Linked DNA regions of Homo sapiens: region 2 is linked to region 1. A link is an interaction called in ENCODE POLR2A ChIA-PET data of the cell type or tissue named here. Cell type or tissue: A673. All regions are shown on one strand. Each heading gives the region's core, and the rest is flanking DNA. Links, peaks and the distances in the headings are about the cores only.

Region 1 (16,451 bases), core at 12,399-16,398:
TGCAGAGAGTCAAATATGCAGAAGGGGGCAAAATCTATAATCCCCATCTTCTAGGGGAAAAAAAAAATTCTACACTACACAGACAACCTCCCCCGCTTTCTGTAACAGAATTTAATTAATTTATTTATTTTTAGAGACAGCATTTCACTCTGTCACCCAGCTGGAGTGCAGTGGCATAATCGTATCTCACTGCAGCCTGAACTTCCTGGGCTCAAGTGATCCTCTTGCCTGAGCCTACTGAGTAGCTAGGACTACAGGCACATACCTCCATGCCCAGCTCCACAACAGAATTTTAATGTGATGATTCTCATTAAAGAGGTAGTATGGTGTAGTGTTTAAAAGTACGGGTTCTGGCCGGGCGCGGTGGCTCACGCCTGTAATCCCAGCACTTTGGGAGGCCGAGGCGGGAGAATCACGAGGTCAAGAGTTTGAGACCAGCCTGACCAACATGGTGAAACCCCATCTCTACTAAAAATACAAAAATTAGCTGGACGTGGTGGTACGCACCTATAATCCCAGGTACTCGGGAGGCTGGGGCAGGAGAATCGCTTGAACTTGGGAGGCGGACGCTGCAGTGAGCCAAGATCACACCACTGCACTCCAGCCTAGGCGACAGGGCGAGACTACTCCGTCTCAAAAAAAAAAAAAAAAAAAAAGTAAGGGTTCTGAGGCCGGGTGCAGTGGCTCACGCCTGTAATCCCAGCACTTTGGGAGGACCAGGCGGGCGGATCACCTGAGGTCAGGAGTTCAAGACAAGACTGGTTGATATGGTGAAACCCTGTCTCTACTAAAAATACAAAAATTAGCTGTGCACAGTGGCAAGCGCCTGTAATTCCAACTACTCAGGAGGCTGAGGCAGAAGAACTGCTTGAACCTGGGAGATGGAGGTTGCAGTTGAGCTGAGATCGCACCACTGCACTCCAGCCTGGGCAACAGAGCAAGACTCTGTCTCAAAAAAAAGTACAGGTTCTGGAGCTAAACTGCCAGGTTGAAATCTTGCCTCCTTCATTTCTCAGCTGTGTGGGAATGTTACAGAACTACTCTGTACTTCAGTTTCCACAACTCTAAAATTGTAAAACTATTAAAATTTGGATGTTTACATAATGTAGTAACTACTTTACCGGGATTTAGAAAAAACTTGGCTAAGGCCAGGTGTGGTGGCTCACGCCTGTAATCCCAGCACTCTGGGAGGCTTAGGTGGGCAGATCACTTGAGGTCGGGAGTTTGAGACCAGCCTGACCAACATGGAGAAACCCTGTCTCTGCTAAAAGTACAAAATTAGCCCGGCATGGTGGCACATGCCTGTAATCCCAGCTACTCGGGAGGGCTGAGGCAGGAGAATCGCTTGAACTTGGGAGGTGGAGGTTGCGGTGAGCTGAGATCGCACCACTGCACTCCAAGCGGGGCAACGAGACTCTGTCTCAAAAACAAAACAAAACAAAACAAAAAAGAAAAAACTTGACTTTCAAGTTATCCAGCCACTCCTCTTCTTAAAAATTAAACCTAAACTCTGGCATCTATAAGACAAAAAGCTGAATTCCTATGAATGCCTATCTATTGCATCTGAAGTATAAAACGTATTTTATAAGCAAATTAGAAGTTGGATGTCTACATACTATAGTAACTACTTGACAGGATACCTACCTTATAGGTTTCTTGTAAAAATTAAATGGAAAAAAAAAAAAAAAAACAAACCATGTAAAGCACTTAGTGCTGGTACCCAGTGATTAATAAATGTTCTCTCTCATTACTTAAAGATAAAAGTCTGATTTGAATTAAATCATGTTACCTAAAACACAAACCAGGCCGGGCGTGGTGGCTCATGCCTGTAATCCCAGCAATTTGGGAGGCTGAGGCAGTAGGATCACCTGAGGTCAGGAGTTCGAGACTAGCCTGGCCAACATTGCAAAACCGCGCCTCTACTAAAAATACAAGAATTAGCTGAGCGTGGGTGGTACATAATTGTAATCTCAGCTACTCAGAAGGCTGAGGCATAAGAATCACTTGAAGCGGGGAGGCAGAGGTTGTAGTGAGCCGAGATCACGCCACTGCACTCCAGTCTGGGTGACAGAGTGAGTCTGTCTCAAAAAAAAAAAAATAATAATAATAATAATAAACCTCAACCCAAATGTGAAAATAACCTCATGTCAAAACATTAACAACGCTGATCACTATAGATCCTCCTTGACTTACAATGGGATTATGTTCTGATAAATTCATCCTAAGTTGAAAATATTACCCAAACCTACTGAACATCATCGCTCAGCCTAGCCTCCTTTAAACATGCTCCACTTACCTTAGCTTACAGTTGGGCAAAATCACCTGCAACGCCGTATACTGTAGAGTATCGGCTGTCTGCCCTCAATCATCATGTGGCTGACTGGGAGCTGCAGTTTGCTGCTGATGCCCAGCATCATGGGAGTATCATATAGCATATTACTAACCAGGAAAAATATCAATCTTAAAAATTCAAAGTACAGTTTCTAATGAAAGCTTATCACTTCCACTGAAAAACTGTAAAGTGAACCATCTTAAGTCAGGGACCATCTGTACATGTACAAAACATGGCTAGATCCCAGGACTACAGATTTTAATAAGTTTTTAAAAGGCATTTATAACATGGTGAGATAATACATGTAACAGAGATTAAAAACCAAACAGTACAAAGTAGTATGCACAAAATGAGAAGAGACAATATATATTATATGCTTTTAAAAATTAATCACAGAGCAGAAAGAGACTTAGAATAAATTTGGCATTGAGGTTATTCACTCCTCTACTAAAAAATTAAAACCTAATGTCTGCTATCTCTAAGAAAAAGACAAAATGCTGAATTCCAATGAATGCCTATAATCTACTCCCTCTGACGGGTAAAACACATTTTATAAGCAAATTAATTTAAACTGATTGTTTATGTGTTTATTAGATCATAAACACAAGCAGCTTTTGCTTCATTCACTGGCAGTTATAAGCAAAGCACAGAAAAGTACAGAACAGTATAATGCCAAATGAAGAGACATTACCTCATCCAATACTATCATCTGGACATGATCAACCTTTGCTACTCCTTTCTTAATAAGATCCAGGATTCTCCCAGGGGTAGCAATCACCACGTGCACTATGCAAGATTTAGAAAACATACATTCTCATTAATTTTAATTTGAGCAAAGAGGATAAAGGTTTATAATATTACAGTCCTGAGCTGCTTAATGATAATTCTGAGAAATGCATTGCTATGTGATGGTATAGCCTACTCCATTGTATAGCTCCATTATAATCTTATGGGAACACCGACATACGTGCAGCCGTCACTGACCACAACATTGTATGCAGCACATGACTATCTTTTATTAGAAACAACTAGGCCGGGTGCAGTAGCTCATCCCTGTAATCCCAGTACTTTGGGAGGCCGAGGTGGGTGGATCACATGAGGTCAGGAGTTCGAGACCAGCCTGGCCAACACGGTGAAACCCTGTCTCTACTAAAAATACAAAAATTAGCTGGGTGTGGTGGTGGGAGCCTGTAATCCCAGCTACTCAGGAGGCTGAGGTAGGAGAATCGCTTGAACCCAGGAGGCAGACGTTGCAGTGAGCCGAGATCACACCACTGCACTCTAGCCAGAGCAACAGAGTAAGACTGTGTCTCAAATTAAAAAAAAAAAAAAAAAGAAAGAAAGAGAAGAAACACATTGTGTTATAGAGGTGGAAATAACACAAAAAGGCACAAAGATGTGTTTTAGGATAAAGACTTCCATTTCACCACAGGATGCTTAAAAAATATTTGTTTCACCTCTACATTGGGTGGGGTACAGCTTCCTAAATCACCTGCTGCTTTCAACAGTAGGCATACTTTCTTGTCTTAGGATAATTCTCAATTAATAGCAGAAGGCACACCAGACTTCTGACATAAGAGCAATGCCTCTAATCTAGAGCAGTGAGCCGAGTATTGTTAAAAGGATCAAACAAGATAATTTTTTAAAAACCTATGCAATACAAAGAATGTATCACATAATTATCATATATAATATTCTAACTAAAATCAAGATATAATTTTATATGAGTGATCTCATTCTTGCTGTTTTGTTACCTTTTTCCACTCGGCAATGTATCATGAAACCTCTTCATGAAAATGAATACAGGTCAACTTTACTCTTTAATGACTATGTAGAATCCTATTCAGATTATACCTTAACGTATTTAGTTAGCCAATCTCCTTCTAAGTTGGCCAATTTTTCGGCACGACAATACCACCCCATAGCAAACAACTTTGTACCTACAGCCCTGCATTTACCCAACTTTTTTCTTCAGGAAAGATTCTTAAAAATATACATTTATGGCCGGGCACGGTGGCTCACGCCTGTAATCCCAGCACTTTGGGAGGCTGAGGCAGGTGGATCACGAGGTCAGGAGATCGAGACCATCCTGGCTAATACGGTGAAACCCCGTCTCTACTAAAAACACAAAAATTTAGCCTGGCGTGGTAGCGGGAGCCTGTAATCCCAGCTATTCAGGAGACTGAGACAGGAGAATGGCCTGAACCTGGGAGGCGGAGATTGCAGTGAGTCAAGATTGCGCCTCTGCACTCCAGCCTGGGCAACAGAGCAAGACTCCATCTCCAAAAAAAAAAAAAATATACACACACACACACACATTATATATACATTTATAATTTTAAAATATACTCCCAAATTGCCCATGATAGAGATGTAAGTTTACACCCCCACATTTACAATGTAGCCTATTTGTCCACAAACTCACATTATCGTCTACTAATACTTTTAGCTTTACCAATTAAACAGGTAAAATTATTATAAACTTGCTGTTTTACAATTACTAATAAAGTCAAATATCGTTTTCAATTATGGTAATTTGTCTTTTTCGCTTGAATGCAGTGGTCATTTCCTTTTCTTACTGCAGTATTTCTGTTCCTTAATTCTTAAAAACAATTTTTAATAATTTACTGAAATACTTGTGACTAAAATAACAGAGAGCTACACTACCTTTTAGTAATCATTTCTTACCTGTATCATCAAGCCTCATTATGTCATCTCGTAAATTGGTTCCTCCTGTGGTTGCCATCACTTTGGCCCCTCCCATGTGTTTGCTGACCTGGATGCAAATTTGACTGACCTGTAGAGCAAGTTCTCTAGTGGGAACAATCACCATTGCTGAAACAGTATCAAGGAATATATAAGAAAATATGGGGTGAGGTGGGAGAACATGCTATACATCATTATTTACAAAATTTAAGAAGCTATAGAAATACTGCGCCTTATGATGCAGTGGCTCACACCTGTAACTGCACCTTATGATGCAGTGGCTCACGCCTGTAATCCCAGCACTCTGGGAGGCCAAGGTGGGCAGATCACCTGAGGTCAGGAGTTCGAGAGCAGCCTGACCAACATGGTGAAACCCCATCTGTACTAAAAATACAAAAATTATCCAGGCGTGGTGGCACGCACCTGTAGTCCCACCTACTCAGGAGGCTGAGGCAGGAGAATCACTTGAACCCGGAGGCAGAGGCTGCAGTGAGGCAAGATCGCGCCACTGCACTCCAGCCTGGGCGACAGAGTGAGACTCAGTCTCAAAAGAAAGAAAGAAAAAAAAAATAGCCTAGGCACGGTGGCTCACACCTACCTATAAGCCCAGCACTTTGGGAGGCCAAGGTGGGTGGATCACCTGAGGCCGGGAGTTTGAGACCAGCCTGACCCTATCTCTACTAAAAATACAAAATTAGCTGGGCGTGGGTGGCACATGCCTGTAATCCCAGCTACTTGGGAGGCTGAGGCAGAAGAATCGCTTGAACCCGAGAGGCAGAGATTGTGGTGAGCCGAGATTGTGCCACTGCACTCCAGTCCAGGCAACAAGAGCGAAACTCCGTCTCAAATAAAAAAAAAGAAAAGAAACACTGCCCCTTATAATCTAGATACCGAGATGTATTAAAAAATTGGGCTGGGCAGCACAGTGAGTAACTCATGCCTAGAATCCCAGCACTTTTGGAGGCTGAGGCAGGAGGATCGTTTGAGCTCAGGAGTTTAAGACCAGCCTGGGCAACATAGCAAGACCCCATCTCTACTAAAAAAAAAAATGAAAAAAATTAGCTGGGAATGGTGGCATGTGCCTATAGTCTCAGCTTCTGGGGAGGCTGAGGCAGGAGGATCACATCAGCCTGGGAGATTAAGACTGCATTAAGCTATGATCATGACACCACACTCCAGAATGGGTGACACAGCAAGACTCTGTCTCCCCCGCCAAAAAAATTAAGAAATAAAAATAAAAAGTTGAATCATTACACAGGACATTATGAAAACTCAAATGTACAAATCTCTTTATGAAAAGAGAACCTATTATAGTGTCCCAGATTTAGACTCTCCCTCAGCAATACTATTATATAAATATTAAACTCTTCCTCTTCTTTTTTTTGAGATGGAGTCTTGCTCTGTTGTCCAGGCTGAAGTGCAGTGGCTGCCATCTCGGCCCACTGCAACCTCTGCCTCCCAGGTTCAAGCAATTCTCCTGCCTCAGCCTACTGAGTAACCGCCACCACACCCAGCTAATTTTTTGTATTTTTAGTAGAGACGGGGATTCATCATGTTGGCCCAGCTGGTCTCAAACCCCTGACCTCAAGCAATCCTCCTGCCTTGGCCTCCCAAAGTGCTGGGATTACAGGTGTGAGTCACTGCACCTGGCCTTCTGCTGCTGCTGCTTCTTCGTTTTGAGACAGATCTCGCTCTGTTACCCAGGCTGGAGTGCAGTGACATGATCTTGGCTGACTGCAACCTCCACCTCCCAGGTTCAAGCAATTCTCCTGCCTCAGCCTCCTTGAGTAGCTGGGACTACAGGCACATGTCACCACACCCAGCTAATTTTTGTATTTTTAGTAGAGACAGGGTTTTACCATGTTAGCGAGGCTGGTCTTGAACTCCTGACCTCAGGTGATCTGCCTTGCCTCGGCCTCCCGAAGTGCTGGGATTACAGGCGTGAGCCACCACACCCAGCCAATACTGTTCTTAATTACAAACTTTCAGCATGTTGAGTTCGCAACTATTAGCTCAAAGTTTATTAACAATATTTCTAAAAGCCCCAACTACATTTGAGTCAGATTCACTGTGTAAAATACCTAGGTAGGAAACTCCTGCTACCTAGGCTCTATTTACATCATATGAAAGTGGGAAGAAAAGATAATTACAGATCACGAAAGCTAAAAATGTAAAGTTTCAGAGATGAAATCTTAATTCCATTAACTTACATTGAATATAACTATGAAAATTTTTTATTCCCCACTGCCTAGGCTCTTAAAATCCCAAAATCCACAGCCTTTAAACAGAAGTTCATGTTTCTACAAGGAATTCTGTTAACACTCATCTGCCACAAGAAATAGTTCCATAGTTTATAAGTAGCAATGTCAACTAATTTAACTTCTCATGACCTCAGCCGCCTTTTTTTTTTTTTTTTTTTTTTTGAGTTGAGAGTCTCACTCTGTCACCCAGGCTGGAGTGCAGTGGCACAATCTTGGCTCACTGCAACCTCCACCTCCTGGGTTCCAGTGACTCTCGTGCCTCAGACTTCTGAGTAGCTGGGATTACAGTTGTGCGCCACCATGCCCAGCTAATTTTTGCATTTTTAGTAGAGACAGGGTTTCGCAATGTTGGCCAGGCTGGTCTTAAATATCTGGCCTCAGGTGATCCACCCACTTTGACCTCCCAAAGTGCTGGGATTACAGGCTGTGAGGCACCGTGCCCAGCCTCAGCTTTCCTACCTATAGGGCACTAATACTTATTTTTCCTGTCTCACTGGAATGCTGTCACAAGTGTGTATCATATAAGAATACTCTTAAAACTAGAAATCTCTAAAAAGCTGGGAATCATTTTTAATAAAAAGACCATCATCAGGCTAAAAAAAGAAAAAACCTGAAAAGAAAGAATACAAATTTTAGATAATGTAAATTCTGACTAAAAAAAGAGTATCTTCTACACATGGCTCCAAGGCTGAAACTCCCATTTTTAGTTTAAAAACAAACTTTTATTCAACTAACCTTGTATATTGTCCTTCTTCAGGTCTAGCCGTTCAAGTAAGGGAATGAGGTAGGCACCGCTCTTGCCTGTTCCATTTTTTGCTCTAGCTAAGATATCCCTACCAGATAAAGCAATGGGAATGCTCTCCTCCTAAAAGAGATAAGACAATACAAAATTACTTCTGAATGTAGTACACAAGCAAATTCCTCTCTGAAATACACTGAAGGATACCTCTTTCGGTATTGCTTTAAGTGTCCTAAGTATCCTACATTTGAATTCTACATGAATAGCAGAGATCCAAGTAAATCAGCACGACCAGTCAACATCAACATCATTATAAACCAGTATTTACCAGAACTGCTCACAGAATTTTAAATTGTAACCCAATGTCATAAGAACTGTGTTATGTGTGTATCTGAAGAGAACAACAAAGAAAATGGAGGAACTCAGGCTGACCCATAAATAGCACTTGAAAATACAGACAAAACAAAAGCAAAGCCTCCTTCAAATAAAAATTGGAAAAATGGCCAGGCACAGCAGCTCATGCCTGTAGTCCCAGCACACTGGGAGGCAGAAGTGGGGGATCACTTGAGCCCAGGAGTTCAACACCAGCCCGGGCAACTAGGCAACATGGAAAAACCCCAACTCTACAAAAATTACAGAAAGTAGCTGGGTGTGGTGGTGGGTGTCCATAAACCTTGAGAGGCTGAGCCAGGAGGTCAAGGGTGAAGTGAGCCATGATTGCACCACTGTACTCCAGCATGAAAGAGACCTCGTCTCATCTCAAAAAAAAAAAAAAAAAAAAAAGGCTAGATACAGTGGCTCACATCTGTAATCCCACCATTATGGGAGGCCAAAGCAAAACGATCACTTGAGCCCAGGAGTTTGAGAACAGCTTAGGCAAAATGGTGAGACCCCATCTCTACAAAAATTTTTAAAGGAAAAAACAAAAACAATTCCAAGGTAAGACTATATATATTTTGAGACTAGCACACCAATTTGACCACAGTGAAAAATTGTAGCTTGGACACCTCATCCCTGCAACAAAACACGAATAGGCTGGGAAAGTTTAACCTCAGGTCCTATTTGTCATTTATTTATATAATAAGTAAATCTCCAATGTCTGTCCCACAGCCTACTTCTCTGTTCTGTAATGTGCTCTCTATTGAAGGTTCAATTCTATTGCAGCTACCTCAAATACGGTCACATCACTAAAGGTGACCTCTCATTTTAATATTTGGCTTACTTTGTTATCTATTTTGCAAATAATAACAGTAGTTCATACTAACTTAAATTTCCCAGACAACAGCAAAGGATTCCCAAAAGTTACTTAAAAATAAATAGACATATACAAAGAGAGGTCAGGAGTTCAAGAACAGCCTGGGCAACATGGCAAGCACCCCCACTCTTTGCAAAAACAAAACAAACAACAACAACAAACTATAAAATACAATAGATCGTTGAAAAAGCTTGATCGTTGAAAAATTGTTAAAAGGAAATTATGTGGAATTTTTTTTTTTGAGACAGAGTCTCGCTCTGTCGCCCAGGCTGGAGTGCAGTGGCACAATCTCGGCTCACTGCAAGCTCTGGCTCCCGGGTTCACGCCATTCTCCTGCCTCAGCTTCCTGAGTAGCTGGGACTACAGGTGCCCGCCACCACACCCGGCTAATTTTTTTTTTGTATTTTTAGTAGAGACGGGGTTTCACCGTGTTAGCCAGGATGGTGTTGATCTCCTGACCTCGTGATCCACCCGCTTTGGCCTCCCAAAGTGCTGGGATTACAGGCGTGAGCCAGCGCGCCGGGCCATGATGTGGAATTTTAATTTTTTTTCTTTTTTTTTTGAGACAGAGTTTCGCTCTTGTCACTCAGGCTGGAGTACAATGGTGCGATCTTGGCTCACTGCAACTTTCGCCTCCTGGTTCAGGCGATTCTCCTGCCTCAGCCTCCCGAGCAGCTTAGATTAACGGCGTGTGCCACCACACCCAGCTAATTCTTGTATTTTTAGTAGAGACGGGGTGTTTCACCATGTTGGCCAGGCTGGTCTTGAACTCATGACCTCAGATGATCCACCGACCTCGGCCTCCCAAAGTGTTGGGATTACAGGCATGAGCCACTGTGTCTGGCCTGAATTTTTAATTTCTAAAACTAAGATACTAGGAACCAAATTCACAGTCACTGACATTTGTCCCTTCTATGCCTGGGCTAACGACAAAAACAAACAAACAAACAAAAAACAGCTTTAGCCCTTTAAAGCTGCTATTGGTAGAAATGACTAAATAAGCAGGATGACTTCCATCTCCCACGACAACACTCTTTCTACCTAGAGCTCCAATCACAGGATATAAATGGGTTCCATATGGTCAGAACAACACAGCTGCCAGAACAACTGTGAAAATATTGTTGTTGGCTGGGAACGATGGCTCATGTCTGTAATCCCAGCACTTTGGGAGGCTGAGGTAGGCAGATCACCTGAGGTCAGGAGTTCGAGACCAGCCTGGCCAACATGGTGAAACCCCATCTCTGTTAAAAATACAAAAATGGTCATGGTGCGCACCTGTAGTCCCAGCTACTTGGGAGCCTGAGGTAGGAGAACTGCTTGAGCCCAGGAGGAGGAGGTTGCAGTGGGCCAAGATTGCGCCACTGCACTCCAGCCTGGGCAATGGAGCAAGACTCAGTCTCACAAAAAAAAAAAAAAAGAGAGAGAAAAGAAAAGAAAATACTGTTGTCTTGTTCTTACAGCCAGCATTAAAGACTCTGCTTATTAAGGTAAAGCAAACAAAGAAGAAAACCTTGGCTTTAACCCTTTGGTCTTAAATTTCTTCCCTCATCACAGATAAGTGAACCATTATTTCCAGTTGTTCCAGAGGCTCCCATTACCCTGTCACCTCAGGTTTTCTCTTTTGTGGTTCTGTGGTGCCAGTAGTCTGTAGTTTTTAACAGGCTGCCTGCACACTACTCAGTTTTACAGTATTGAAAAAGTAAGATAGGTGGTCTCTGATGGTCTCATAACGACTTGCTGGGTCAGGTTCTTTAAAGTGTAAACCTTTTTTTCAATCAAGTGAGGCAGAACAGAATTAGACTAGAGGTATCCTAATCCCCCTTTTCAGTTCATCTTTTGACTGACTTGATTAAGGCCATTGACTTCTATTCCTTTGCCCTCTTTGACAGGGATTATACCCTACAAAAACTGTTCAAGGATAAAGCTTTAACAAAGTACATGTGATAGACTGTAAGTTAAGACACCCTGATATTTTGCCTTATATGATGGCCATTATGATTAACAGTCAGTGAATTCAGCACATCCACACTGCCTCTTACCAGTGTTTCTCAGGAAATAATGAAAAGCAAGAGAATTCAAGTCAAGTTCAAAAAGCTGTGAAATACAAGAGGAAATTATGAGGAACTGCCAGGGAGAAGGCAAAGGAGGAAGGAAACGAAAACTTTTTTTAAAACTTACTATGTGCTCAGCACAACTTTCAAGTTAGGTACTTTGTTTTACAACTGACAAAATGGATCCTAAACAGGATTAGTTTGCCCAAGGTCACAAAGCAAGAAATGCTTTAGCCAGTATTTGAACTTAGATCTGCACATAACATGTAGGCAAGAAGTTGGAGAAAATGGAACTCTCATACACTGCTAGTGGGAATGTACAGCTACGCTGGAAACCAGCCTTGCAGTTCCTCAAAAGGTTAAAAAGAGTTACCATATGAACTAGCAATTCTAGGTATACAGCGAAGAGAAATAAAAACATCTCCACACAAAAACCTGCACCTGAATTTTCATAGCAGCATTATCCTTAATAGCCAGTTCCTTCTATGTTTTTTTTTATAATAGTACAAACTTTATTCATAAATAAAACTTCATAAGGTTAAAGCAGGGTCAGTTCCTATTTTAAAAAGGGAACAGGGGAAGGCAGCCTGCTATTTTATTTAAAATCACAAGTTAGGTTTTTCAGACGGATGACAGTTGAGATCATTAAATCCCCTTCCTACTTCTCAGATTTTCACAAAATAGCACATTAAATCCTCAGTCCTTGGAAAACAACCCCAAATGTCTACCAACTGATGACTGGATAAATCAGAAGTAATAGAGCCATACAATAAAATATTATTCAGGAAAAAGGAATGGAATATTGATACAAGCTACAACACAGATGAACTCGGAAAACATTACGCTAAGTCAAAGAAGCCAGTCACAAAAAAAACACATACTATAGGATTCTATTTATATGACATGTCCAGACTAGGCAAAGCTAGAATGACAGAAAGTATACCAGTGGTTGTTTAGGGGTGTGGGAAAATGAGGTGTGACTGCTAAAAGGGTTTCTTTTGTGGGACTGATCAAAATGTTCTAAAATTTATTGTGGTAATGGTTGCAGAACTCTAAATGCACTAAAAAGCATTAAATTGTATACTTTTGATGTGTGATGTCATTTATATCTCAATAAAGCTATTACCCCCAAAAAACAAAACCCCAAAAAACCAACCCCACAAGCTTAGGGCTGACATCTGCCACCTTAGGTCTCCAAATTCACATTCACTGTAACGTTTAGATAATGACTGAAGAGTATTTGTTGTGTTTTGGTTACTCTAGTATCCCTTTACTAAGTAACACCCCAATTTCCTTCTAAGGAATTACATATGCCCTGGTCTCCCCTGTCCCAACAGACCAAGCCTCACCAATTTTCTAAGCCAAGTGGTAGACACATAGCCCACACTGGGCCAGCGGAATGTTGCCTCCTAAGAATCTAAATTGTTATAGTGCATCCATTACAGCTTCCTAAGTCCTTCAGAGCTATCTCAATTCTTAGTCATTTCCAAGTATGTTTCTCTAGCCTTCTCAATCTTGTGAATTCCCGTTATTTTTCCAATAAATTTCCTTTTGCTTAAGTTAGATCGAGTTGGTTTCTGATGCCTATAATTAAAGAATGGTTTATTTTCCAATCTCCTAGCATTGAGAGGCATTTTACAAAAGTGTGGTACCAACAAAAGCTCAACATCACCCAACTAGCTGCATTTACACTGACTGCTTCCTCTTATTTTCCAAACCTTAATTTCCAAGAGGGAAAAAAAACCTATGGTTAAAGGCCGGGCGCGGTGGCTCACGCCTGTAATCCCAACACTTTGGGAGGCCGAGGTGGGCAGACCATGAGGTCAGGAGATGGAGACCATCCTGGCTAACATGGTGAAACCCCGTCTCTACTAAAAAAATACAAAAAAATTAGCCGGGCGTGGTGGCAGGCGCCTGCAGTCCCAGCCACTTGGGAGGCTGAGGTAGGGGAATGGCGTGAACCCAGGAGGCAGAACTTGCAGTGAGCCAAGATTGCACCACTGCACTCCAGCCTGGGCGACAGAGCGAGACTCTGTCTCAAAACAAAATAAAACAAAACAAAAAAACAACCTATGGTTACTCCAGACGAGGTAGCAATGATTGTTACAAATGTCCCCTGCTTAACAGGAAAAAAAAAAAGGGAGATGGTAATTTCTAATTATATCTCTAATTTAGGCTGGGGATGGTGGCTCACACCTGTAATCTCAACCCTCTGCAAGGCTGAGGCAGGAGAACTGCTTGAGGCCAGGAGTTCAAGACCAGCCAGTGTGACAAACTGAGACTCTGTCTCCCCGACCCCACCCAAAAAGAAAACAAAACAAAACACACACCAAAAAAAAAAACAAAACAAACAAACAAAAAAAACCTTTGAGTTTTTAGGAAATATTTTTTTCAATCATGATAAACCGATTGTTAGCAGGAAGAATGACTTATTTACAGGATTCAGAATGCTATAATTCCTAACTATAAATAGTAAACTATTAATCCTCATTAGACCTTAGCTGACCTGGCACAAAATTTTGTTGCCAACAGTACGGAGCTTCCATGTTTCCCTCAATAATCAACTACTTCTCATTTCTTCACCTTCTTAGAGTTTCGAAAAAGTCTTCAAGAGGTGTTCCCAGGGTTTAGAAGCAACGAGAGAGGCCATCTTTCTCAATCATAACCCCAAAGTTAATATAAAGTTTCAAATAATGCTAAGCAGACAAAAACAGTATATTCTTAAGCCTTCCAAAGAAGTCTAGGTTCCTATAAAGCTATACCTTTAGAATGGCAATTATTCTACTGGCCACAGCATCCAGACCTAGAACTGGTCACAGATGGCTCTAGAAATACGTTGTGGGAGCAATCTGTAGTATATCTGGTTCCAGCCTGTCAATGTAAAAGCTCTTTTGAGAGCATATAATTTTAAGTGCCTAATTCTCTAACAGTCTTTTTTTTTTTTTTTTTTTTGTGAGACAGGGTCTTGCTCTGTTGCCCAGGATGGAGTGCAGTGACACAATCCTGGCTCACTTACAGCCTCAACCTCCTGAACATCTAAGACTACATGTCCCCCATGCCCAGCTAATTTTTGTACAGTCAGGGTTTTGTCATGTTGTTTAGGCTGGTTTTGAACCCCTGGACTCAAGCAATCCACCCACCTTGGCTTCCCAAAGTGCTGGGATTATAGGCATGAGCCACTGCACCCAGCCAATTCTCCAAATCTCACAGCCAAACTGCAACTAAATTCCATCTCAAACAAATATTCAAATGCAGAAGACTCACCCATCTAATCAAGGCAGTTTTAATATTTAGGGGAAAAAAAATGCCTGGATAAAACTGTAAAACCAAGCATGATAGAAGAGATACTTTTAGGAATGGGGGAGGGATGACAAAAATAAAACGAGAAGGTAGATAAGAATGGAAAGAATACTAGAAGACAGCCTGCCATGAGGTTATATTTTACCAGGGGGGTGATGGGTGCACCCAAATCTCAGAAATAGCAACTAAATAATTTACTTGGCCAGGCGTGGTGGCTCACGCCTGTAATTCCAGTACTTTGGGAGGCCGAGGAGAGTGGATCGCCTGAGGTCAGGAGTTCAAGACCAACCTGGACAACATGGTGAAACCCCGTCTCCACCAGAAATACAAAAATCAGCCGGGTATGCTGGTGCCCGCCTGTAATCCCAAGTCACTTGGGAGGCCGAGGCACGAGAATCGCTTGAACCCGGGAGGCAGAGGTTGCAGTAAGCCGAGAGCACACCATTGCACTCCAGCCTGAGCGACAGAGCAAAACCCTGTCTCAAAAACAAAAGAATTTACTCATGTAACCAAACACCACCTGTTCCCCCAAAAAACCTATGAAAATAAAAATTTAAAAAATTTTTTTACTAGGGGATCTGTAAATTTTGTTTCGGTTCTAAAATCCTAATATTTGTGACTTGTAACTCTGATTGATTCTAAGAAACACATAATCTTGTGCTTTCCATGGATCCCCAGGACAAAACAATAGGAAAGAAAAAGGCAATAAAAAAAAAGAAAAAGGCAATACAAGTGGTGACCTTGAGTATCTAAAACAATATACTCATACAATACCTTGCTATTTCAAAATACTTTGGTTGTACACTACATTTGATCTTAACAATAAAAATCCTGTGAGGGAGAGTACTTATTTCTACTTTACAGAAAAAGCTGGATGTCAGATTGGTTAAGTGGCTGAAGAGTTAATTGCCTATATGCTATAACAACACTCAGAGTACAAGTAACAAAGTTAATTTTAAATTTTAATACAAGGTAAGAAATAGGAGTCAGCAAATATCCACTAAGAATGAGGACTGGGCTAAGTGCAGTGGTTCACATCTATAATTCTAGCACATTGGGAAGCCAAGGCAGGAGGACTGCTTGAGCCCAGGAGGTCAAGACCAGCCTGGTCAACATGGCAAAACCTTGACTCTACCAAAAACAAAAACAAAAACAAAAACAAAAAACAACCAGGTGTGCTGGTACTACACTATCATCCTTACTCAGGAGGCTGGGGCAGGAGTATCACGTGAGCCCAGGAGTTTGAGGCTGCAGTGAGCTAAGATTCTGACACTGCATCCAGCCCAGGCAACTTAGCAAGACTCAGTCTCTTTAAAACAAATTTAAAACAATTACGTCTCCTAAATTAACTAATTTCCTTTTTTGAAACTATTATATAAAATAACCCATAACATTTTTGAGCATTTATCACGTACTAGGCATTGTACTAAGCATGTGAATTATCTCACTTAATCTTTACAACAACCCTATGGTATTATACTATTACCTCAATTATATAGGTCAGGAGTCTAAGACTTATAGATCCCAAATAACCAATTTATGAAGGAGTAGAGCTGGGATTTAATCTGGGCAGTTCCCTACACCAAGTTCACCTGCAGACATGAGTTACCTAAGTTTCATCAAAGCACGCTAAATAAGCACAGGCACTATGCTAAGTACTAGAGATAAAAGTTGAATGATGCAGTTCCTACTGTAAAGGAACTCTCATAAGACCTCAGTGGGCCAGGTGTGTTGGCTCACGTCTGTAATCCCAACACTTTGGGAGACTGAAGCAGGCAGATCACAAGGTCAGGAGATCGAGACCATC
Region 2 (16,451 bases), core at 7,994-11,993, 1.4 Mb after region 1:
ATTACCCGATAACCCAGAGAGGTCCAGGTGCTTGTAAACCCTTCTTTATAGTGGAAAGAGACAAGGTGTTACAGGCATAAATACTTTTATGGTGGGGGATGAATGGAGCCAGGAGGCAGGCATTATCTTGTGAATGATTCTTTTTGGAAACTGAATGGGACCAGAGAACAAACAATAGTTTGAGACACAGTTTGGGCTCTAGATGTGGTGTTTCGTGATCAGTCTCTTCCTCTGTGGTAGGAGTTTTCATCTCCTCTGATTAATGAAATTTCAGGAGAGGGATCGAAGGCAATTCTGCTCCTGCTTGGGAGTCCAGTTTCCAGTTCGATATGGGAGCTTCAGAAGACAGCCTCATCCTGTGCTTTGGGAGAGACAGGGGCTTTTGTGGGAGGTAGGTCAGAGAGACCTGGAGGCTGCTTCTTCAATTCAGCATGTCAAAGTGCCATCTTTGTGGGTATCATTTTCTGAGCCCTAATACCACAGATGCTGGCCCCCCAGAGCCCAGGCCACTGCTGCTCCACCCTTCCCTGTCCCCCAACCCCACGGGCTGTACCACAGATACACACACACCCCCACCACCACCAGCCCACCACTCAACATCCAAACACACAAAGACACTACACAAACCAGCCACCCTGCACGCACCTCACCACCACATTCACATACGCACTCACTTGTTCTCTCACACATCCTATGCCCACAGTTCTAGGACCACAGTCACAGACACCTCACAAACACCTCACTGCACACATGCTCTGAGCCATACACCCTGGCACAATGCACACCGACCCCACCTCACCCCACGCCCCTACACACAGGTCCAGACTTCCCCAAGCCAAGGAAGGGGCATGACACTCTTCTTAGGCCTCTCATCAGAGCAAAGTCTGTAAAGGTTTAGAAGAGTGTGAGGTGTTCCTGTCCAACAGGATTACCTTGGTGAGTTGAACCCACCCACCACCTCCTGCCCTGGGCATAAATTCTCCCATTCAACTATACCCCTTCCTCTGTCCCTCTCCAGGGAGAAAAGTGGCCTCTTCTCAGCAGGTGACCCTGGGGATGGGCCCCGGCTGCTCTTTGCCCTCTGAGGTAGGAGATATCCTTGCACATTTTCTCAGCAAACTCTTATTAACCAGCTACTCTGTGCCAGGGAAGTGCCGGGGAAGTGGGAGGCAGGGGCTGAAAGAGGTGCTTTCTCCACCCTTAAGGAACTTACAGCCCAGCAGCAAGGATGACCATGGACTGTGCTGCAAGCCACTCCACACCCTGCAAGGGAGCGGAATAAAGTGCTCTGGAGTCCAGTGGTGGGAGAGAACACTGCCAAGCTGAGAAGGCAGGCAGGCTTCCTGGAAGAGGTGACATGTGGGCAGGCTTTGACCAATGGGCAGCATTTACCTGTGAAGGCCATGGGGGTAGGGAGAATTCAGCCTCACTCCTACCCACAAAGCTCTCTAGCACCAGGAACCAGTTTCATGAAAGACAATGTCTCCACGGATGGGAGGGCAGGAAGTGGATGGTTTGAAGATGAAACTGTACCACCTCAGATCATCAGGAATTAGATTCTCATAAGGAGTGTGCAATTCGCAATAGGGTTCACATCCTTTGAGAATCTAACGTTGAGGAGCATGGGCGGTGGGGGAACCCCTGCTGTAGCACATCATCTTGTTTTATTGTATTCATAGCACTTATCTGAATTTATCTTGTTTATTTGAATATCTGTTTTCTTTTGTCTCCACCTCTACAACGTAAGCTAAAGCCTCCTGTGTCTTGTCCACCACACTTAGTGACTGTGTCCCCAGCACTTAAAACAGTGTCTGGTGCTCTTTAAAGGGAGGAAGAAAGGGAGACAGGGAGGGAAGGAGGAAGAGAGAGAGAGAGAGAGAGAGAAGGGAGGCAGGGGAAAAGCTCACCTGCCAAGGCACAGGACCTGAAGGCCAGTCTGGCAGGAAGAAGATGATGGCAGGCCTTGAATACAGGTTGAGGAAGGTGGACTCAACATTTGCCAGTGGGGAGCCATGAGGTTTATGAGCAGGGCAGTGATGCATACAGGCCAGTGGTCCCTGGGCCAGCCATTTATGCTGCAGAATCTCCTTGACTATGAAACATATGGGTCTCTGATTTAGCCAATTGACAGGTAAACTCTACCTAGTCACAGGATTCAACCATGACCTTTGGCAGTATAGGTACATACATAAACCTATTATACAGCATTTTAGCTTACATTGTAGGGGTGGGGCCGGCCAAACACAGATGTTCAGATAAACAAAATAAATTCACATATGCCTTCTCTCCTTAGCTTCACCCTCAGACCATCCCACAGAAATAGGTCCTAGATGGAAACAGCTTATGGTACAAAAGTCATGTCTTTGAGAAAACACATTTGCATGGAACAGCCATACCATTACCTTTCTCTAAAGCACACACGGAGGACAGTACGGCATGCAGAATGGAGAGGGAAGTGGCTAGATCGCTCATACCTTCCTAGGAGCCCCCTTCTACCCTTTCGAAGTGGACCAAGCCAGTGCCTAGTGTCTCACCCTTGCTAAAGAATAGCTCACTTGATTTTAGGGCCAAAGAAGAGGGTGGTAAGGCCAGGCAGGGGCTGAACGAGAACCCTCTCGTGAGCTACCTGCCCACTTTCCAAAACTGAGCAGGACAAATGCAACGGGGAGGTTTCATTTTAAATGTTCTCCAGTTGGAGAAGGGCTTTAATCTCAACAACGAAGACTCGCCAGCCCTTCAGCCCCTGGGCCTAGGGCTGAAAGCTCTGGGCCTTCACGGAGAGGTCCACTGTCTGCAGAGTCCTGGCCATAGCTGGGAAGGAGGGATCCTGGGCTCTGGTCTTGACTACAGGACATCTGGTATCTCTGTTGGAGCCAAGTCGAATCAGATGCTCAGGCTCCTAGTGGGAAGGGGCAGAGCAGCAGAGAGATCTGACCTGGAAAGAGCATGTGGTGGGTGCAGGCACAGGGCTCTGGATGCAGGACTGCAGCCCTAACTCTACCGCAGGACAGCTCTGCTACCTTAGGCAGCTCCGTTACGCTTTCTGCACCACAATTTCCTCATCTGCAAAATGGAGAAATCATCACTCTGCCTACTTCAGAAGAGCACTGTGGGGATCAAATGAGCTGAAAGGGAGATGAAAGGAGTTTGCGCTGCACACAGGGAGATGATGAGGCCATGCCCTCCTCACTGTGGCACAGAACACGGTAGCAGGAGGGACTAGAAAGGCCCTGTACTCAGAATTAATTAGGAGGCTCTTGTTTCTTGATAACTGCCCAGGGCCTGAATCCCAGCCCCACTTCTCACCTGTAGGTGACCATGAACCAGACATCTCAGCCCTCTGGGAGGCTTGTCTTTGAAGCGGGAGGAGGGGAGGAGCTGGCTCCAGTGATTGCTAAGGTCCTGTCGAGCTCTGCATTTGTTCCCTGGAGCCTCCCTAATTTCCAGACTCTAAAGTTCTGAATTCTCCCTGCTGTCCCATCTTACTCTCAACCAAGGGGAGACCAGGGAGGAGGAAACTGGGCTCCCCCTGAACACACTGGCTGTCTGGCAGCTGAGAATGGCCTCAAGCAGGGAGAGAGGATGGGGCTTCCCAAGTGCTAGGGAGAGCAAAGGACCCAACTTGTGCTTACAACTGCTCCCTCTATGAACAGGCAAGAGATGGAGGCTGGGGGGCGGGGCCCAACCAGGGGGGCTGATTTGAACCCTGACTCCTCCTACTGCGTGTTTATTATTCTATCTTCATTTTCATTCATTTATGTGCTTGTGCAGCAAACATTTGTAGGGCCACTATTCTGTGCCAGGCACTGTCCTGGGTGTCGGGAATACAGACATGAGGACGTTCACAGCCTCGTGGGAGACGACAAGAGATGTAAACAGATGGTTCGCACATAGAGTGAGAAGCAGGGGGACAGGAGCTCTCCTGAGTACTGCATCCTGACTACTGGGTGCCACAGAGCACAAAGGAGGGTCCGCACCCAGCCAAGGGGGCCTCTCTCTCCTTAAACATCACAGTCAGCTTGCTGAGATGATGGGAAATACAGGAATCGCTTGGTGCCCAACAGCTTAAGGGGTGGTAAAGAAAAAACATCCAAGAGAAAGGTTCCTGGGTGGGATAATTAATGTTTTGACGAGGAGGAAAATATTAGTGTGTGTTGCTCAGCATGCAAACACCTCAACTAACAAAACGGCTCGGAGAAAACAAGTGGAACGGTGGGGTTTTTCTCACAAAGATTTTTTTTTTTTTTTTGAAAAAAAAGAAGAGAAGAGAAAAAGATGGCAGTCACAAATAACCTCCCGCAGCTGAAAGACATTCCCCACCGGGTGAGGAAAGCAGGGCCCAGCTCAGTAGAGAATCTTGCTGCTGCTCCTTCCTGCAGATGGCCGACCTGGCACTTAGACCCAGAGCCCCAGCTCCTGACCCACGCTGCCATTTCAAGGCACTCCTCCCAGTTGCTGAGGCAAGGGGGAGTTCTGCACACACCAGTTGAGCATTTTAAGGAAAAAGAGATGGCCGGGCACGGTGGCTCATGCCTGTAATCCCAGCACTTTGGGAGGCCGAGACGAGAGGATCACGAGGTCAGGAGATCGAGACCATCCTGGCTAACACGGTGTAAACCTCGTCTCTACTAAAAATGCAAAAAAATTAGCCGGACGTGGTGGCGGGCGCCTATAGTCCCAGCTACTCCGGAGGCTGAGGCAGGAGAATGGTGTGAACCCGGGAGGTGGAGCTTGCAGTTAGCCGAGATCGCGCCACTGCATTCCAGCCTGGGCGACAGAGCAAGACTCTGTCTCAGAAAAAAAGAAAAAAAAGGAAAAAGAGATTTTCCTGATTTGCTAGGGTGCATTCGGTGGTGCCACGTCTAGACAGCTGCCTCCTACCCCAAAGAGTATCTTCTCAGGGAAGGTTACATTGTCTCCGGCTCCTGTACTCAGTGGAAGGGCCAGCTTCCTCTGAGGAGATAAAAGGGTTACTTTTGTTTCTACTTCTGTAAACTGTAAATATGTGCTCAGAATCTCCAGGTGACAGGACAAGCCCCAATGCTCCACTTTTGGAATTGATGCCAAAGCTTGACGGAGCTGCCAATTCATGCAAGAAAGTCCACCGGCACCAGACGGGGTGCTCTTGGCTTGTTTCCAGACCTGCTGCCCTTCCCCAGCTGTAGTTCCGGGGGCATTGCCCCTCAGGGGAGGACTGGTACCAGGCGCCCCTCTGCAAATGGACACACCAACGGTAGAACTGGCTTGGGCCCTCCAGAGACAAAGTTCAGGAAAGATCCTCCTCCCATGATCGGCTCCAGAGTGCTCCAGGGCTGGGGCCTGAGGGAGGAGCTACGAGGCCGGCTTGCGGCTGTGGCAGCATGCTGCTGACCTTGAACTCACCTTGACTACCACCAGAGCGGCCCCAGAGGCAGGCAGGGGCCAGTCCTCCGCTGTGTTGGGACCAGAGGGAGCACACAGAGCCAGAGAAGTCCAGAGTCCTCACCCTTCACTGGGACAGGATGGGACCTGGGTCTTGCCAACCAGCTTGGGCAAAGGTAAACCTTCTTTGTGTGCCCCAGGGAGGCTCAGAGCCAGCAGTCCCCACTGTATGGGGCCTGTGCGGGGAGAGGGTTCAGATGTGCCTCACGGCTGCTGCTGGCCGATCCCAAGGTCTTCTTCCACCAGAGGCACCTCTGCCTCCTTGGCCAGCAAAGGTTGCCACATGTGGCCACCCTTCCCTGCTTCCTGCCTCCCCCCATTTGCACCCCAGGTGTGAACACTCTTCTCATGGGTGTTTACATGCCTACTCGAACACCACAGGCAAGTCCTTGGCCAGCCAGCTCCTTTCCACCCTAGACCCCACAGGTCAGGGTCAGGGACTCCCCACCTTTTATACAGTGGGGAGAGAGTAGAACCTGTGCTCTCAAAGTCAGAGTGGGCCTGCACTAGAATCCCAGCTTTGCCAGATACCATTTGGTCTTGACAACTTCTTTAACATTTTCTGAACAGTAACATAGCAAAAATGCTTAGTTCACAGATGTGTTGTATTAGATGAGACCATCTTTCTTTAAAAAAAAAAAAAAAAAGAAGCATCCCATTGAAGTTAGCTCCCTTCTCCTCCCATATTAAGTCAGGTTCCTAGCAAAGAGACTCTGAGAGCTTTGCATCATTTATTGGAATGCTGTGGGGATGAACCCCTGTAGGGGAAGTGGAGAGAACAGGCTTGGGTTGGGGGAAACATTGGACGTTGGATGTTGGCTGTGAAGTTGCAACCAAGGCCTTTGCCAACCCCATGGGGACTCTGGGGCTCTGCAGAGATATCCCACATTAAGGCAAGAGGGCCAGGCCTTTGTAATCCTCACCAACATGTCATTGGGTGCAAGGCGTCACTGGGTACAACATGTCACTGGGTGCAACATGGCTAACCATGTGCTAGGGCTGAAGCAGTGGCCCTCCTGGCCTGCTCCCCTCCTCCACCGCCACCCCTGCTCCTGCCCCTGGGAGGTCTCAGCTGCTGCATTCATCCGTCATCTGCACCCTCAAGAAGGGCCATAACTGTGAGCATCTCCCTTCAGCTGAGGGCAATTTCAGAGAGACAGAGCTGTGCACCTTCCCGGCCAACACTCTGGGCAGCTGAGGCAGTAAGCACCTCCATCCCAAAGGATGCTTTGGCCTCAGCTTCCAGGCACCCACCACAAACTCTCAACTCTCCCCACCACCCCAAACCTAATATCAGTTTCAAGAAGTGAGCTAAATTGACTCCAGTAGAGAGGCCAACAGGGAATGAGAAACTGAGGTTCCTGTTTGGGTCTAAACTCTTACCTAGATGCATGGATTGGGACAAGTCTTTTCATTTCTCTTACTCTCAGCTTTTTCATTTTTATTTTTGAGGCAGGGTCTCACTCTGCCAACCAGGCTGGGGTGCAGTGGTGCGATCTCAGCTCACTGCAGCCTCAACCTCCTGGGCTCAAGCACTCCTCCCATCTCAGCCTCTCGAGTAGCTGGGACCACAGATGCATGCCACCACACCCAGCTAATTTTGTTTTTTGGTTCGTTTGTTTTTTTGGTAGACAGGGTTTCGCCGTGTTGCCCAGGCTGTTATCAAACTCCTAGGCTCAAGCAGTCTGCCCACCTCGGCCTCCCAAAGTGCTGGAATTACAGGTGTGAGCCACCATGCCCAGCCTTCGTTCTCATTTTTAAATGAGATCTAATAACTTCTCTGCCTTTCTTACAGAGTTGTGGAGGGGAGGTAATGCCATCATGCAAACTGTGAAAGGCTCTGCAACCTGTGGCATTATTCTGCGATGGTAACCATGCAGACCGTAGAGTCTAAGGCAGCCCTAATTCCAGCTTTCTTTCCTGTGTCCTGTAAGTTTAGTCCCTCTTCTCAGGCCGTGTGTCCTTCTGTGAGGTGAGGAAACAGGCACCATAGCCATGGCCCACCAAAGGGGCATTGGAACACTCTGCTCCCAGGGCTAGTGAGAAAGCTGCTGCTTACAGGATGGAGTGGGTGGGGCAGACGCTTCCTCAGAGGAGGATTTGGATTCAGGCATGGCTTTCTCCAGAGGTTGAAGCAAGGTGTTAGGGGCCAGAAAGGAGATGGCAGATCCAGGGCACTGGTGAGTTTTCTCTGAGTGCCTCTGTTGTTGGCTAAACATGTGCTGGGGGTGAAGCAGTGACCCTCCTGGCCCGCCCCCACTCCACAGCTTCCAGCCCCCTCCCTGCCCCTGCTCCTGCCCCTTGGGAGGTCTCAGCTGTGGCATTCATCCATCATCAGCCTCTGCTTGCAGGGAGGAAGGCATGCCCCAGAAGCATCCTTTAAATCAGCAGGGCTGCCTCTACCCGCACGTGCGTCCCTCTGGCCCTCCCCAGAGGTAAATTGTGTTTTCTTCCCCAAGCCCAGCCTTGAGCCTCATTTCTGGGTGTTTACAGAGCCTGGTTTTATTGCCTTTCCTTTCAATTGACTGTGCCTCTCTCTTCGCCTAGACGATTTTACTCAATTTAATTCCTGCTTTCCCACTCCTCACTCCCTTTTTCTCTAATCCTTTTTGGTGGGGAGATGGGAGGGAGGAGCCCACACAGGAAACTGAATTTCCAATACCAGTACCCTCTATGGCAGTGGTTCTCAAACAGGGCTGTGCGCGAGAGTCACCCTGGGAGCTTGTTAGACATAGATGACTGCGTCGCATTCCCAAGAACTGCTGTTTCACGGAGGCCCCCCGACCAGCTCTTTGCACAGCAGTGAATGATGGCCCTGGAGATCCTAGCTGACTTAAGAGCTTGCACGCAGGCATCTTGGAGTCTGTCTGCAGCACCAATTTGCTTCAGCTGCAGGTCCACAAGAATGCAGGCTAGGAAGCTGAGTCCAGCAGATCACTCTAGGGTAATTTTTCTCACAATGCAGCCCAAACTCAGAAGCATCACGGCAATCCAAAAACTTGTTAGAAATGCAGATTCTGAGGCCCTACTGAAACCCAACCCGGGTGTGGAGCCTAGCAATCTGTGATTTAACAGGCCTTCCGGGAGATTCCGATGCACACTGCAACTTGAGGGCAGGGAGAAACACAGCAGGACTTCTCCAGCCCACTCTGTCTCCTTCATTCCTACCCCAGGAGAGCATGGTTGGCCTTGACCCTTCCTCAGAACAGGGTAGACGCTAGCAACACTGCCACCAGGGCCAGAGAGCAAAGGAGAGGGGGCCTCCCAATGTAGTGTCCCAGGTTCCTGGTATAGGTGGTGAGGAGGGAGAACGACCAGAACGACCCTAGGGGAAGATCCTAGAATGCAGCCCACCTGGAGTTCACAGGGACCTAGAGATCAGGCCACTCCATAGACCCCAAAACAAAGGAGTAGTGCTCCTACTGTGTGCAGCCCCATCTACCCCATCCAGAGTCACACTCAACAACAGCTTCGTTTTCAAGAAACAAAACCAAGAAAACCCACAAAACACCAAAGCCCTAACAAGTTAGGTCCCCTGCCCAAGGCGTCTCAGCAAATTAGCGGCCGAACCCAGACCTGAGCAGAAGGGAACTGCTCTGAAAGAAAATCCCAGCTTCTGGGGTTGCAGGGCTTTGCTGATTCATTCAGTCAATTGACAAGCAGCACCCACAGACAGCCAGATGTTACCCCGTGTTTATCTACCCGGATGTTCACACCAGGTCTATATGGCACGGGGGATCCTTCCATTTCTCTGATAGGGGAAAACTGAGACTTCCAAAAGTGAAGATAGTCTCCCAAGGCCCACAGCTTTGAAGAGGTAGCAGAGCCTGGATTTGAATTCAGGTGACCAGCTCTAAGCCTGGAGTTTGACCTAAGGCTGATTTCTCCTCTGAGAGCTGACAGAATCTTAATGGCCAAAGCAACAGCTCCTCTTGACCCTGGGAAGGCCCATAAACAGTGACACCTCCCCAGCCATTTCCCCAGGGACACAAGCCAACTCTGCTCCCAAGTGCCAGTCTTAGCCGAGGAGCCTGGGCAGAAAGGGCAGAGGAGACTCAGCTACAGGTAGAGGCCTCGGCTGTGCCTCTGCACTGCGCCGGCATCTAGGGCCCGGCTCCGGACCTCCACCCCCTCCTCCAGCCTTTAGCTCCCTCCCCACCCCACCCCCAGTTCAGCCCGGCCTTGGGTTGGGCCCCGCCATTAGTTCCAGACACCACGTCTCCTCTATTTATGGGTTTTTTTCTTTGCTTCTGCGGTTCTCCCTGGATGAATGCCCCCTTTCCCTGGATTTACAGCATCCTCCCGTGGTGGGGTTGATGTCACTTTAATGAGAGTTACAGCTGCCTTGACTGTGACTGCCACATTCCAATTTACTGCTTGGCCTCTAGAAGCCCAGCAGGGCTTCTCTCTGGCAGACAGGAGTGGCTGTGTTCTCTGGCCTGGGATTGGGGTGGAGGGTGGAGGACTGCAGTCTCCTTCCTGGCCCCGGCTCTGAACTAGGGCTCCAGGCTCCCTGGTGGATCCTGAGCAACAGACAACACCGAGAATCAGGGCAAGGCGGTGGGTGGGGGGTGGGGGAGGCGCGGCCAGGCGGCCGGGCGGCTGGGGGTGCAGAGTTAAGTCAACCCTACAGGTTTGGGGAAACAGAGCTCAAAGCTTTCCTGACCCGTTTTCCCCACCCGCCCCCATCTGCCCCAGTGAGAGCCAAAGTTCTGTAGCAGAGGACAGAGGGCAGAGGAAGGTGGGGGCATTCACAGAAAGCCCGTTGTTTGCTAGTTGAATCCAGATGTGGAGGGTGGGAGGGGGAATTGGGAGGGCACGCTGGAGGCAGGCCTGGGGAGGGGATGGGGGAGGGGAGGGAATTGGGCAAACAGAACTCCCCGCAGGAATGCCACAGATACCCTGAATCCTGCCTGGATTTCAGTGCCCTCTCACTGGGGTCTCAACGCGTCAGCCCAAATCAGCCTCCATTGTCTCTAGTTAAGAAATACGAGGCTTGGCTGGATGTGGTGGCTCATGCCTATAATTTCAACGTTTTGGGAGACCAGGGTGGGAAGATCACTGCACCCAGAATTTTGAGGTGAGGTTACAGTGAGCAATGATCATGCCCCTGCACTCCAGCCTGGGAAACAGAGCAAGACCCTGTCTCTAAAATAAATAAATAAGAGGCAGTATTGCCAATGGCCCCAGCACATATGAAAAATAGCTACCATTTATACAACAGTTATTAGATGCCTCTTCCTGTGCAGCCGAGGCCTCTGGCCACGTGGTCTTTTCTCTCTGCCCGGCTGCTCTGCTACAGGTCCAACCGAAGCAGAATGTCTGGCCTTGACCAGGAGACAGAGCAGTAGGGTGGGCAGCCCAGGGCGTTGAATATAGTACTTTTCTAAAGTCCCACAACAACCCAACAAGATGGGAATCATTACAGCCATTTTACTGACAAAAAACTGAAGCTTTACATCTTAGAGGTTTAAGTCCAAGGCCACACAGCTAGAATGTGACAGAGCCACAATTCAGACTTGGGACTGATTCCACAGTCCTCACTACGTGACCCATTTGCCCATCTGTAAGCAAGACAGAAGTTGGGAAAGGCTGACTGATAACCATGAAATGACCAGAGGCCCACCAGTTCCTAGAAATCTGAAGTTTGCTCAAAGCTGCCCCACAGTCATGCTGGAGACAGGTTCCAGGGGGCAAGATCCTGACCATGTGTTTATAATGTCCCTGCCAGCTGCACACACGCCCTGCCCACCTCCATCCCCTCCTCAGAGGTAAGAGGAGTCCACAGCAGAGAAGGAGGCCAGCACTGTCTAGGAGGACACAGGGTGTAGGTTCTCCCCAAGGCTGCTGACCCTGGAGAAGGGAAGGGTCTGTCCCTGCCCCGCCCTGCCCTGCCCCATCTCCCCATTGCCTCATCCTCTCTGGGAACGGGAAGTCCATGACCAGGTCCAAAGGCACAGTGGGAAGAAGGAGTCCGGGGCTGCAGGCTTGCGGTTGTCTCCCGCTGCCAGCAACTCTGCGGGCCCAATGGAGAAGAAAATGCCCAGGCCTGGGCATGAAGCCAAGACAAGGGGGACCCTGGGCTGTGTGGCCATAGAAGGCTCTAGAGAGCGGGAGCAGGAGCTCAGACTTTGGAGCCAGATGGCCTGGGTGTGCCCCTAGTTCTGCCACACTAGCTGTGTGACCTTGCTCCAAACCCCAGGCCTCACTTTCCTCCTCTGTGAAAGGAGGGAAATAGTAATCCTAGCTGCTGGAGCACAAGTGGGTATTAAGTGGGGTGCTGGATGTAAAGCACGCGGGTTGATCAAGAAACACCAGCTACTGCTGTTCCAGGTTCCAGTTCCCAAGCCACTATCATTCCAGGTCTCAGCCTCCCGATGCTTACTACAGGTAGAAAGATCCTTTTGGTTGAAACCAGTCACTTCCTGCAGGTCTCCGCAAACCTCTCATTCTAGGGACCCAAGGGACCATAGAAGTGTTAATTAGCCAAGCCTTAAGACAGGCCTAGGCAGAGGGAGCCTCGTTAACATTAATTGGTACTCTCAGATCTTCGCCCAGTCAGGATGGAGCAGCGCATGCTGGGACAGCCTCTCTGCTCTTGGGGTTCACAATCTGCCCAAGACTGTGCCCCCAGCACAGCTGCAGTAGAGGGGACAGCCAGCGACCCCTCCGCTCCCTCCCCCCTCACAGGGCCCAGCATTCAAGAGAGGCAGGGGGAGCCAGGGCAGAGGGAGGGAGGGAACTAACCTCTCCTGCAGAAGGGTCAGAACCGTGATCTTGGTCCAACCAACAGTCTTGGAGGCAACCATGATGCGGGCACTTTGCTGCATACCAATGCCAAAGGCTGTGCCTGGGAGGAGATGCCAGTCTCTATCAATGGCTGTCAACCTAATTTAATGAGCCGAAGGAGCCTGTTTAAAATGCAGAGTCCCAGGCAATGCCCTCCATGGTTGAGGTCCAGGAACCTGTATTTTTAACAAGCACGCTTTAAAGCAGGACCACACTTTAAAGAACTGATGTTTGTATAGCCAGTATGACTTAGTGTAAAGCAAGGCACACAGTAGGTATATAATAAATGCTGATTGATGAAATGAATGAGTGAGTGAGCAGAGCATGAAGAGACCATGAATGATTCTACAAAATATGAGCAGAAGATCTGCCTTTCCCCAGGAATTCTCCCCTAGGTAAGAGGTGGGCTCTTCATCTCTGTTTCACTTCTTTTTGTGGTTGGGACCAGACTTTTTCTACTGAACTTGTACACTGCTATCTCAATTCTAAGAGAATTTTAGTCCACACAGAAGAAACCCCACATAATCCCTCTCCCACCTCAAATCTACCCACAGAGGTTAGGAATCCCTGAGAATTCTATTTCCAGAAAAATGCAAATATATACACAAGGTTTTTTTATATTGTAATTTCCAAGAGTTCTGGACCCTGAAGCAAATTCATGGTTAAGGATCCCTGCTGGGGACATCCTTTGATCTGTGAATCATTGTTAACAGCAGGGAGCAGAACAAAGGTACAGGAAAGAGGACCTGGGCCAAGGAAGGGCTGCTAGGGCTTCATCCCTGGGTCAGGAAGCCAGGATTTGGCTCTTGGGTTTCTCGTCCATTCTGGGGAGCACTGAGAGGCAGGTAGGGCAGCAGGGTTGGAGCTAGAGGTCTGAGGGTCTTGTGGCAGGAAGAGCTGAGGTGACCCAAGAGTGTCATAGACACTCCAAACTCACTCCAGGGCTATCAGACAGGAAAGATAGCAAAGGAGGGTAAGAAGAAGTTTTGGCCGGGCGCAGTGACTCACACCTGTAATCCCAGCACTTAGGGAAGCCGAGTTGGGCGGATCACTTGAAGTCAGGAGTTCGAGACCAGCCTGCCCAATATGGCGAAACCCATCTCTACTAAAAATACAAAAATTAGCTGGGCATGGTGTCCCATGCCTGTAGTCCCAGCTACTTGGGAGGCTGAGGCAGGAGAATCGCTTGAACTTGGGAGGCAGAGGTTGCAGTGAGCCAAGATTGCACCACTGCACACCAGCCTGGGTGACAGAGCAAGACTCCATCTCAAAAATAAATAAATAAAACGTTTCACTAATCTCCACTTGGTATAGGCACCATCCTAATTGTATACTATATCACATTTAGTCCGCATCATAACCAACTGGAGTAGGTACTAATATCCCCTCTTTAACGTGGGAGGAAGCAGAGACTCATCGGTGTCAGGAGGAGGCTGTCATTGGCTCTATTTCACACAGCTAGCTAACAACAGAGCCAAGATGTCAAGATCAGGGGCCTGGGAAGGGTGGAAACTGCAAGCCCACTTCCTCCCAAGGTATGGGTCCTGCTCTGTGTCCTCCCCGGTTGCCATCAACAGCCCTTTCACACGTTCCACTCTGTTATTTGCAGGAAATAAGAGAGAAGTTTCAGGTGAGTGGTGACAACCAGATCCCCAACCCCTCTGCCTTCATCCCTGATGGCCTTGGCCAGTGCCCCCCACCCCCTCCCTGCCCCCAGTCACCACACAAAGTCTTGGGTTTAAAAGTCACTTTGGTCTCCTGCTTCCCAGAGTTATCATAAGAATTAAGTAAGAAAATGAGTCCAAAGTTCCAGGCTTACTGTAAGCAAATGATGAATCGTGACATGATTTCTCACCACTTTGTTTTTAATAAGTGGGTTATTTGGAGGAAGTAATTTAAAATTCCAAATAGAAGACATATAATATGATTTTTTTTAATTTTAAAGCTGAGCATTAATGAATCCTCTTCTTTCCTCGTCTATAAAATGGAAGTCAGAATAACACCCCTCACAAAGGTTTGTGCTATTTGACTTTGATGAGAATTCATGAAAAGTCTATGACATTCTCCTGCAGAATATCATCACATATAAATAACTCCTAATATGGATCATACTCTTTTGATTTGCACACACGATGTGCAGGTGAGAGAAACTGTTCACACTCAGGAAAGGGTGGAAAGTTTACATTCAAGTCAAGGACATTTGTGTTGTACATGAGAAAGAAATTTCTAGTTGAAAGTAGCTAAGATCCTGTGTTTGTACAGCAGTAATTGAGTCCCCTCGGGACATTATGGGGTCTTTTCCCTTCACAGACATGAAAAGAGATATACAGGACACTCTGTCTCAGGGGGCTGCTAGAGAGGAACCTGGCTGAAGGCATAAATCAGAGTTTAAGTGCATAGCATTCAAACTCTGCAAAAAGCATCAGAATCACAATTTGTAGTCTCCTTTTAAATCTTTTCTACAAGATTGTATAGTAGAAAAATAATAACCAACAAATGATTAGAGTACGCTGTCAACTCTTTACACCATGGTGTGCTCTATAACTTTATTAAGAACGATGTGTGGGCCGGGCATGGTGGCTCACACCTGTAATCCCAGCACTTTGGGAGGCTGAGGCGGGTGGATCACAAGGTCAGGAGTTTGAGACCAGCCTGGCCAACATGGTGAAACCCCGTCTCTACTAAAAATACAAAAAATAGCTGGGCATGGTGGCAGGTGCCTATAATCCCAGCTACTCAGGAGGCTGAGGCAGGAGAATTGCTTGAATCCAGAAGGCAGAGGTTGCAGTGAGCTGAGATCGTGCCACTGCACTCCAGCCTGGGCGACAGAGCAAGACTCTGTCTCGAAAAAACAAAAAAAGAATGATGTGTGGACTGTGTCAATATGTGGAAATGCATGTAGGAAATAATATTAAGAAAAGCAGGACAGGAAACACAGGGCATGCAGCGATAACTTCATAAAAACCACAATGCTCAGAAGATAATCTGAAATCAATATTGATCAGGTTTTATTTTCTCTCCAGTGGCCTAACACGATTACATGCACTTTTTAATGGCATGGATAGGTGGAACGTGGGATTTTTAGCATAGTGAAACCCTCTGTATGATACTGTAATGGTGGATACATTTGTCAAAACCCATCAAATATACAGAACCAAGAATGGAACCCTCATGTACACTGTGTACTTTGGTTGATTACAAAGTGTCACTACAAGTTCATTGATTGTAACAAACATAGCCCTCCGGCAGGGATGCTGATGGTGAAGAGTATGAATACATAGGGGCCAAGGGTATATGGGAACGCTGTACTTTCCACTCGATTTTGCTGTGACTCCTAAAACGGTTAAAAATAAAAAAGTCTGTTTTAAAAATGTTTAAGCTCCATTAGGATGTTAATTGGAAATGCACTAAATGTATATATTTTTATCACATTTTTCTCGATAAACATAGTATCTTTCCATTTGTTCGGAAAAATGAAAGATCTTTTTTTAAAAAGTCATGATAGTGAGGGTGGCTCTGAGATCCCCAGTTCAGGAGAGGGCAATGTTCCCTTTTCCACTGGATAAGAAACTAGGCCCTGAGCCTCCCTCCCTGGATAATGCTAGAACCTTCTTAGACTCTCTAGCCTAAGCCTTGATGATACCATCAGTCAGATGGAAGCCAGATGTTCTGATAAGGGGGCCCATAGCAACTGTGACAGGAAAAGGGAGACAAGCTGATGGCTCTGGTCAGAAATGGCCCCTGTCCAGGCTCAACTTTGTTCACACTCAGCCCCCTGATGAAAAAGCAGGATGTCCCATCCCAAGCTGTAACACGCACATTTTTCAAGAGCAATAAAATACCAGGCTAAAAATCCAACTGATTTTTTAAAGTAATAAATTTCTGGCCGGGCGCGGTGACTCATGCCTGTAATCCCAGCACTTTGGGAGGCCAAGGCGGGTGGATCACGAGGTCAGGAGATCGAGACCATCCTGGCTAACACGGTGAAATCCCGTCTGTACTAAAAATCCAAAAAATTAGCCGGGCGTGGTGGCGGGCGCCTGTAGTCCCAGCTACTCGGGAGGCTGAGGCAGGAGAATGGCATGAACCCGGGAGGCAGAGCTTGCAGTGAGCTGAGATCGCGCCCCTGCACTCCAGCCTGGGCGACAGAGCGAGACTCCATCTCAAAAAAAAAAAAAAAAAAAGTAATAAATTTTCTCGGGGATTTGCATAAAGGAAAGGGTGTTTACCCATTAAAATGT

Evidence for each region. ChIA-PET counts read pairs that join two places held together with the same protein. Peaks named below come from ENCODE experiments on the same cell type or tissue, not always from the same donor. Only the 100,000 strongest peaks of a DNase experiment are listed, where the experiment ranks them.
Region 2: POLR2A ChIA-PET joins it to region 1 with 5 read pairs; 2 of 35 experiments call an interaction of 5 or more read pairs at or near these places.

What each region holds. Positions count from the first base shown.
Region 1 is chr11:118,760,189-118,776,639 of GRCh38, forward strand. DDX6 (DEAD-box helicase 6) reads right to left here. Exons shown (of 14, transcript NM_004397.6): 5 at 8,035-8,164; 6 at 5,021-5,167; 7 at 3,024-3,118. Among named protein-coding and RNA genes, the nearest start is that of DDX6, 23 kb to the right of the region's middle. In A673, for the core only: no CTCF peak of the experiment used is centred there; no DNase peak of the experiment used is centred there.
Region 2 is chr11:120,187,911-120,204,361 of GRCh38, forward strand. LOC105369530 (a long non-coding RNA gene) reads left to right here. Exons shown (of 3, transcript XR_948101.2): 1 at 1-936; 2 at 1,019-1,086; 3 at 1,206-3,361. Among named protein-coding and RNA genes, the nearest start is that of OAF, 15 kb to the right of the region's middle. RefSeq lists enhancers at 8,960-9,460, 9,461-9,961. In A673, for the core only: no CTCF peak of the experiment used is centred there; a DNase peak (open chromatin) is centred at 9,771.